Regions from separate parts of the Homo sapiens genome. Here region 1 is linked to region 2. A link is a contact called in ENCODE POLR2A ChIA-PET data. All regions are on one chromosome and are shown on one strand. Each heading gives the region's core, a stretch centred on a gene start or an enhancer-like site at or near the end of the contact. The rest is flanking DNA. Distances are from core to core; before and after follow the strand shown.

What was found. ChIA-PET counts read pairs that join two places held with the same protein, here RNA polymerase II (POLR2A).
Region 1: POLR2A ChIA-PET joins it to region 2 with 10 read pairs in WTC11. The contact joins two enhancer-like sites. POLR2A ChIA-PET finds 5 or more read pairs at or near these places in 3 of 52 experiments (GM12878, Panc1 and WTC11).

What each region holds. Positions count from the first base shown.
Region 1 is chr10:73,037,477-73,041,205 of GRCh38, reverse strand. The region is part of intron 9 of P4HA1 (prolyl 4-hydroxylase subunit alpha 1); the gene reads left to right. Among named protein-coding and RNA genes, the nearest start is that of P4HA1, 58 kb to the left of the region's middle. Within about 2 kb of position 1,643, at least 4 of the 41 ENCODE cell types and tissues checked have a DNase peak (open chromatin) inside an H3K27ac peak, as active enhancers do.
Region 2 is chr10:72,673,993-72,677,863 of GRCh38, reverse strand. No RefSeq gene overlaps it. Among named protein-coding and RNA genes, the nearest start is that of MCU, 16 kb to the left of the region's middle. RefSeq lists a silencer at 1,119-1,413. Within about 2 kb of position 1,308, at least 6 of the 41 ENCODE cell types and tissues checked have a DNase peak (open chromatin) inside an H3K27ac peak, as active enhancers do.

The DNA.
Region 1 (3,729 bases), core at 394-2,893, 360 kb before region 2:
TGCTTCTGCTCAAATGCTACAGTGCCATATTTTGGGGTTGAGTGTCCTGAACCCCATTAGAAGACATGAAGAAAATTTAAATTTGCCATAATATGATTTTCATTTTAATCACAGGAGCAATTATCCTTAAGGAACACTAATAGATAGTAAGGATTTGCAGAAACTAATTTGCATAGACATGTTTTGAGATATGATTTACAGTGCTTCTGAACATTGCAATTAACCCGATTTTTACATTAAGCTAATTTTCCATTCTATTACAGAACCTAATTCATATCTACAAAAAACCCCTTCTTTAAAAAAAATAAAAATTAAACTGTTAACAGATTTTATCAGATTATTGCATGGTTTTACACATTTTTTGTCATAAAGTTTGTAAATAGCTAAATCCTCTAGATTTGCATGCTTCTAGGAAGCATATAAAACAAAATTACGGCCAGGAGTGGTGGCTCACGCCTGTAATCCCAGCACTTTGGGAGGCCAAGGTGGGTGGATCACAAGGTCAGGAGATCAAGACCATCCTCACAAACATGGTAAAACCCCATCTCTACTAAAAATACAAAAATTAGCTGGGTGTGGTGGCGCGCCTGTAATCCCAGCTACTCGGGAGGCTGAGGCAGGAGAATGGCTTGAACCCGGGAGGTAGAGATTGCAGTGAGCCGAGATCATGCCACTGCACTCCAGCCTGGCGACAGAGAGAGATCCATCTCAAAAAAAAAAAAAAAAAAATTCATGAATTCGATGTTTTGGAAGACTGTTTGTTTTTGGAAATTTTCTATGTATGCAATGACCCTTTTGAAGAAATATCCAGCCCACAGTCAATGGACTGTTGCCAATAAATCAAAATAAATCACTGTAGGAAAGTGATCTATACACTTAAAAAAAAAAACTAAATATTGCTAAACATTTCAAACCTATTTTTTAAATATTCTAACTTTGTAGCTCTTAAGCAGTTTTATTGGATTTTTGAGAAAGGTACAACCATACTTACATATTATAAATGATAGCAGAAGGTATTTAGCTACTAGCATTAGAAGGCCGGGCATGGTGGCTCATGCCTGTAATATCAGCACTTTGGGAGGCTGAGGTGAGAGGATGGTTTGAGCCCAGGAGCTTGAGACCAGCCTGGATAGTATAGCTAGACCTTGTCTCTATTTACAAAAAATTAAGAAAAAAATTAGCTGAGAGTGATGGTGCACGTCTGTAGTCCCAGCTACCCAGGAGGCTTAGGTGGGTAGATCACTTGAGCCTGGGAAGCAGAGATTGCAGTGAGCTGAGATTGCACCACTGCACTCCAGGCTGGGTGACAGAGCAAAAACTCTGTCTCAAAAAAAAAAAAAAAAAAAAAAAAGGCCATCTCAGTTGCCAAATGGAAGAAAATTCGTGTTCTGATGTCAGTTAATTTAATCCCTTGTAGCCTGGGAACATCTGTATTTTGAATGATTTAGAAAGGAATTTCAAATATCTGTATTTAGAGAACTGTCTAAGCGATGACATCACTTTCAGTGGAAGTAATAATTTGTTCCAGCATTTCAGCAAATAGAATTTTTTTGGCAAAATATTTTTGGAACTCCTTTAGTATTTAAAAAACATAAAACAGGCGGGGCATGGTGGCTCACGCCTGTAATCCTAGCACTTTGGGAGGCCCAGGCGGGCAGATCCCGAGGTCAGGAGATCGAGACCGTTCTGGCTAACACAGTGAAACCCCATCTCTACTAAAAATACAAAAAAATTAGCCGGGCATGGTGGCGGGTGCCTGTGGTCCCAACTACTGGGGAGGCTGAGGCAGGAGAACGGCAGGAACCCAGGAGGCAGAGCTTGCAGTGAGCTGAAATTGCGCCACTGCACTCCAGCCTGGGCAACAGAGCGAGACTCAAAAAACAAACAAACCCATAAAACAAAAAAGGCTTTTTTTTTTTTAAGAGGCAGGGTCTTGCTCTGTCATCTAGGCCTAAGTCCAGTGGCATGATCATAGCTCACTGCTCCTTCCAACTCCTGGGCAGAAGTGATCTTCCTACCTCAGTCTCCCGAGTAGCTGGGAATACAGGTGCTCACCACCATGCTTGGATAATTTTTAATTTTTTATTTTGTAGAGACAGGGTTTCACTATATTGCCTAGGCTGGTCTCAAACTCCCGGGCTCAAGTGATCCTCCCAGAGTATTGGTATTACAGGCGCGAGCCATTGCATCCAGCCAAAAAAGGCTTTACTTATGTTACTGACAATCTGTTAACTTTTGGCAAGTCATCTCTGTCTTTTCCACTATTAAAAAGCAAATAAAGGCCGGGCACGGTGGCTCACGCCTGTAATCCCAGCACTTTGGGAGGCCGAGGCGGGCGGATCACGAGGTCAGGAGATCGAGACCATCCCGGCTAAAACGGTGAAACCTCGTCTCTACTAAAAATACAAAAAATTAGCCGGGCGTAGTGGCGGGCGCCTGTAGTCCCAGCTACTTGGGAGGCTGAGGCAGGAGAATGGCGTGAACCCGGGAGGCGGAGCTTGCAGTGAGCCGAGATCCCGCCACTGCACTCCAGCCTGGGCGACAGAGCGAGACTCCGTCTCAAAAAAAAAAAAAAAAAAAAAAGCAAATAAAAACCCTAAGAATTTACTACAGCTTGTAAATGAAAAAGCTAATAATTTTGGGTAGATCAGAGAAATGGAATTTGAAGTTTTTGAAATGTAAACATTCAGTTTTGTGCTCTGAAAAGATAGTTAAGTGAACTCATAAAGTCTAGTTAAAGTAATATAAATAATGACCTATGCAAATAAACAATAATCTGTTTAGAGTGGTAGAAAAGCTTTTTTGATTCTGGTGGGAAAGTGATTTTCATTTTTTTACTCTGAAGTGATGATTTCCTACAATACGGTATTTATGATATCATGAATGTAACATGATATATATGTATATGTGTGTATTTATTTATTTATTTTATTTTACTTTATTTTCTTTCGGAGACAGGGTCTCACTCTGTCGCCCAGGCTGGAGTGCAGTGGCACAGTCATGGCTCACTACAGCCTCCACCTCCCAGGCTCAAGCAATCCTCCCACCTCAGCCTCCTGAGTAACTGGGGCTACGGGTGCACACCACCATGCCCAGCTAAGTTTTGTATTTTTGTAGAGATGCGGTTTTGCTTTGTTGCCCAGGCTGGTCTTGAACTCCTGGGCTCAAGTGATCATCTCACCTTGGCCTCCCAAAGTGCTGGGATTACAGGCATGAGCCACCATGTCTGGCCTTAAATATATCATAAATATGTTATTTAGGCTTAAGATTTTGTTTACCCTTGTTACTAAGGAGCAAATTAGTATTAAAGTATAATATATATAAACAAATACAAAAAGTTTTGAGTGGTTCAGCTTTTTTATTTTTTTTAATGGCATAACTTTTAACAACACTGCTCTGTAATGGGTTGAACTGTGGTACTCAGACTGAGATAACTGAAATGAGTGGATGTATAGTGTTATTGCATAATTATCCCACTATGAAGCAAAGGGACTGGATAAATTCCCAGTCTAGATTATTAGCCTTTGTTAACCATCAAGCACCTAGAGAAGAATTATTGGAAATTTTGTCCTCTGTAACTGGCACTTTGGGGTGTGACTTATCTTTTGCCTTTGTAAAAAAAAAAAAAAAAAAATATATATATATATATATATATATATATATATATATATATATATATAGTGGTTTTCGATTAGCTAATCATAGAATATTCTTATGTGTGTGTCGGGT
Region 2 (3,871 bases), core at 59-2,558:
CCTTGGCTTCCCAAAATGCTGGGATTATAGGCATGAGCTACCTCACCTGGCCTAATCTTTCCTAAATGCATGTATAGCTCACATTTATTTCAATATTTAATACTGGAAATGTTTTGAGTCTTTTTTTTTTTTTTTGAGACTGCATCTTGCTCTGTTGCCCAGGCTGGAGTGCAGTGGTGTGATCTCGGCTCACCACAACCTCCCCCTCCTGGGTTCAAGTGATTCTCCTGCCTCAGCCTCCTGAGCAGCTGGGATTACAGGCATGCCACCATGCCTAGCTAATTTTTGTGTTTTTAGCAGAGACAGGGTTTCACCATGTTGGCCAGGCTGATCTTGAACTCCTGACCTCAGGTAATCTGCCCACCTTGGTCTCCCCAAGTGTTGGGATTACAGGCGTGAGACACTACGGCCGGCCTGAGTCTTTATTAACAAGTTTGATGATGTTTTTGTGACCAGGAATATATGCCATAGGAACTTAACTGTTGTTTATATCAATTAGGCCGTGATAATTTTTTTTTATAGTCAGTTCACCTAAAGTCACGGTTTCCAAGAATCTATCAACAGCATTAAGTGAAAACTTACTGTGCACTGAACAATTTGTGACTGACTTGTATCAAGCACATACATCATAACGTTGCTTAGGGACTGCTCTGCCTGCACTCCCGCTGTTGTTACTCTTTTCCCAAAATAGCCATAGAAAATGAAAAGGGAGGCTGGGCGCGGTGGCTCACTCCTGTAATCCCAGCACTTTGGGAGGCCGAGGCGGGCGGATCATGAGTTCAGGAGATCGAGACCATCCTGGCTAACACGGTGAAACCCCATCTCTACTAAAAATACAAAAAAATTAGCCAGGCATGGTGGTGGGCGCCTTGTAGTCCCAGCTACTCGGGAGGCTAAGGAAGGAGAATGGCGTGAACCCGGGAGGCGGAGCTTGCAGTGAGCCCAGATCGCGCCACTGAACTCCAGCCTGGGCGACAGAGCGAGACTCTGTCTCAAAAAAAAAAAAAAAAGAAAATGAGAAGGGAACTAATATTCACACTGCCTAGCTGCAGCCCTCACTGAATCTACTGAGCCCCTACTCTGTGCAGTCACCGTGATCACAAAAAACTCCATGAATTGTATATTCTCATCCCAGTTTTACAGATGAGAAAAATAATGATCCAAAGAGCTTAAGTAGTTTCCCTAAGGCACATAACTAAGAAATCATTCAAAGAGGTTAAGTATTATGTGCTGAGCTGAGTCAAATTGAGGTCTTCTGACTCATGCTTTTCTTGTCTCACTCTACCACGCCCTGTCACTGAAAATTGCTTCCTTGAGTTTGTGCAGTTGCACATTCGCAGTTATGCGAACCCCGTTTACTTCACTGCATTGACCTTCAATGGGCTGATTTATCACAGGTGAGCTGTTGGCTTCTCATTTGTAAGTGGGCCATCTGGCAAGCAGCATATGGAAGCAGACCCTTTAACAAGGTCATAAGAAGGTTAATTAACTCTAGATTTTAAACTATTTTTCTAAAACCTGAAAGAAAGAAATACTGTTTGATATTGAGTACCAGCTGTTAGTAAGGTGTTGTGTTGGGTGCTGTATAGATATTACATTATAACTTCTTGTTTAATCCTCACAATATCCCCGTGAGAAAAATACTACACTAGCCTCCATTTTTCCAATGAAAAACAAATGTGACATTGAGAAGTAACTTGCCAAAGATCTCCTGAGCCCAGGAATTTGAGGCCAGCCTAGGTAACATGGTGAGACCTCGTTTCTACAAAAAGTTATTTTCAAAAAAATTAGTCAGGTGTGGTGGTAGCTCCCCTCTAGTCTCAGCTACTTGGGAGGCTGAAGTGGAAGGATTGCTTGAGCCCAAGAGATTCTCGGCTGCAGTGACCTGAGAATCACACCACTGCACTCTAGCCTAGATGACAGAACAAGACCCTGTCTCAAAAAAAAAAAAAAAAAAAAAAAAGTTTGTAGCTCAGTGAATTCACTAGCGTCCTTCTCCAGCTTGTTTAGAAAGCATAGGAAATCGTTTATAGCAAGTCAACTCCCAGTTCTAACTTTAGGATTCTACCTGCAACTATCATTTTCAACTTATAGTACCCTTGGTGAATGCCAAACAAATAGGCATATAGTACCCAGACACATTTGAAGAAATGCATTTCTACCTTATTGCAAAAAAAAAAAAAAAAAAAAAGACTCACAATCTGATGTCTAATGGTCTAATGTCTATACATTGCTTGGCCATACTGCCCAAGGTAATTTATAGATTCAATGCCATCCCCATCAAGCTACCAATGACTTTCTTCACAGAATTGGAAAAAACCACTTTAAAGTTCATATGGAACCAAAAAAGGGCCCGCATTGCCAAGACAATCCTAAGCCAAAAGAACAAAGCTGGAGGCATCATGCTACCTGACTTCAAACTATACTACAAGGCTACAGTAACCAAAACAGCAAAGTACTGGTACCAAAACAGAGATATAGACCAATGGAACAGAACAGAGCCCTCAGAAATAATACCACACATCTACAACCATCTGATCTTTGACAAACCTGACAAAAACAAGAAATGGGGAAAGGATTCCCTATTTAATAAATGGTGCTGGGAAAACTGGCTAGCCATATGTAGAAAACTGAAACTGGATCCCTTCCTTGTACCTTATATAAAAATTAATTCAAGATGGATTAAAGACTTAAATGTTAGACCTAAAACCATAAAACCTTAGAAGAAAACCTAGGCAATACCATTCAGGACATAGGCACGGGTAAGGACTTCATGTCTAAAACACCAAAAACAATGGCAACAAAAGCCAAAATTGACAAATGGGATCTAATTAAAGTAAAGAGCTTCTGCACAGCAAAAGAAACTACCGTCAGAGTGAGCAGGCAACCTACAGAATGGGAGAAAATCTTTGCAATCTACTCATCCGACAAAGGGCTAATACCCAGAATCTACAAAGAACTCAAATTTACAAGAAAAAAACAAACAACCCCATCAAAAAGTGGGCAAAGGATATGAACAGACACTTCTTAAAAGAAGACATTTGTGCAGCCAACAGACACTTAAAAAAATGCTCATCATCACTGGCCATCAGAGAAATGCAAATCAAAACCACAATGAGATACCATCTCACACCAGTTAGAATGGCGATCATTAAAAAGTCAGGAAACAACAGGTACTGGAGAGGATGTGGAGAAATAGGAACACTTTTACACTGTTGGTGGGACTGTAAACTAGTTCAGCCATTGCGGAAGACAGTGTGGCGATTCCTCAAGGATCTAGAACTAGAAATACCATTTGACCCAGCAATCCCATTACTGGGTATACACCCTAAGGATTATAAGTCATGCTACTATAAAGACACATGCACACGTATGTTTATTGTGGCACCATTCACAGTAGCAAAGACTTGGAACCAACCCAAATGGCCATCAATGATAGACTGGATTAAGAAAATGTGGCACATATACACCATGGAATACTATGCAGCCATAAAAAATGATGAGTTCATGTCCTTTGTAGGGACATGGATGAAGCTGGAAACCGTCATTCTCAGCAAACTATTGCAAGGACAAAAAACCAAACACCACATGTTCTCACTCATAGGTGGGAATTGAACGATGAGAACACTTGGACACAGGAAGGGGAACATCACACACCGGAGCCTGTCGTGGGGTGGGGGAAGGGGGAGGGATAGCATTAGGAGATATACCTAATGTAAATGACGAGTTAATGGGTGCAGCACACCATCATGGCACATGCATACTTATGTAACAAACCTGCACGTTGTGCACATGTACCCTAGAACTTAAAGTGTAATTTGAAAGAAAGAAAAAGATGTAAAATAAATATTCTTGCATCCGTTTCTCAAAA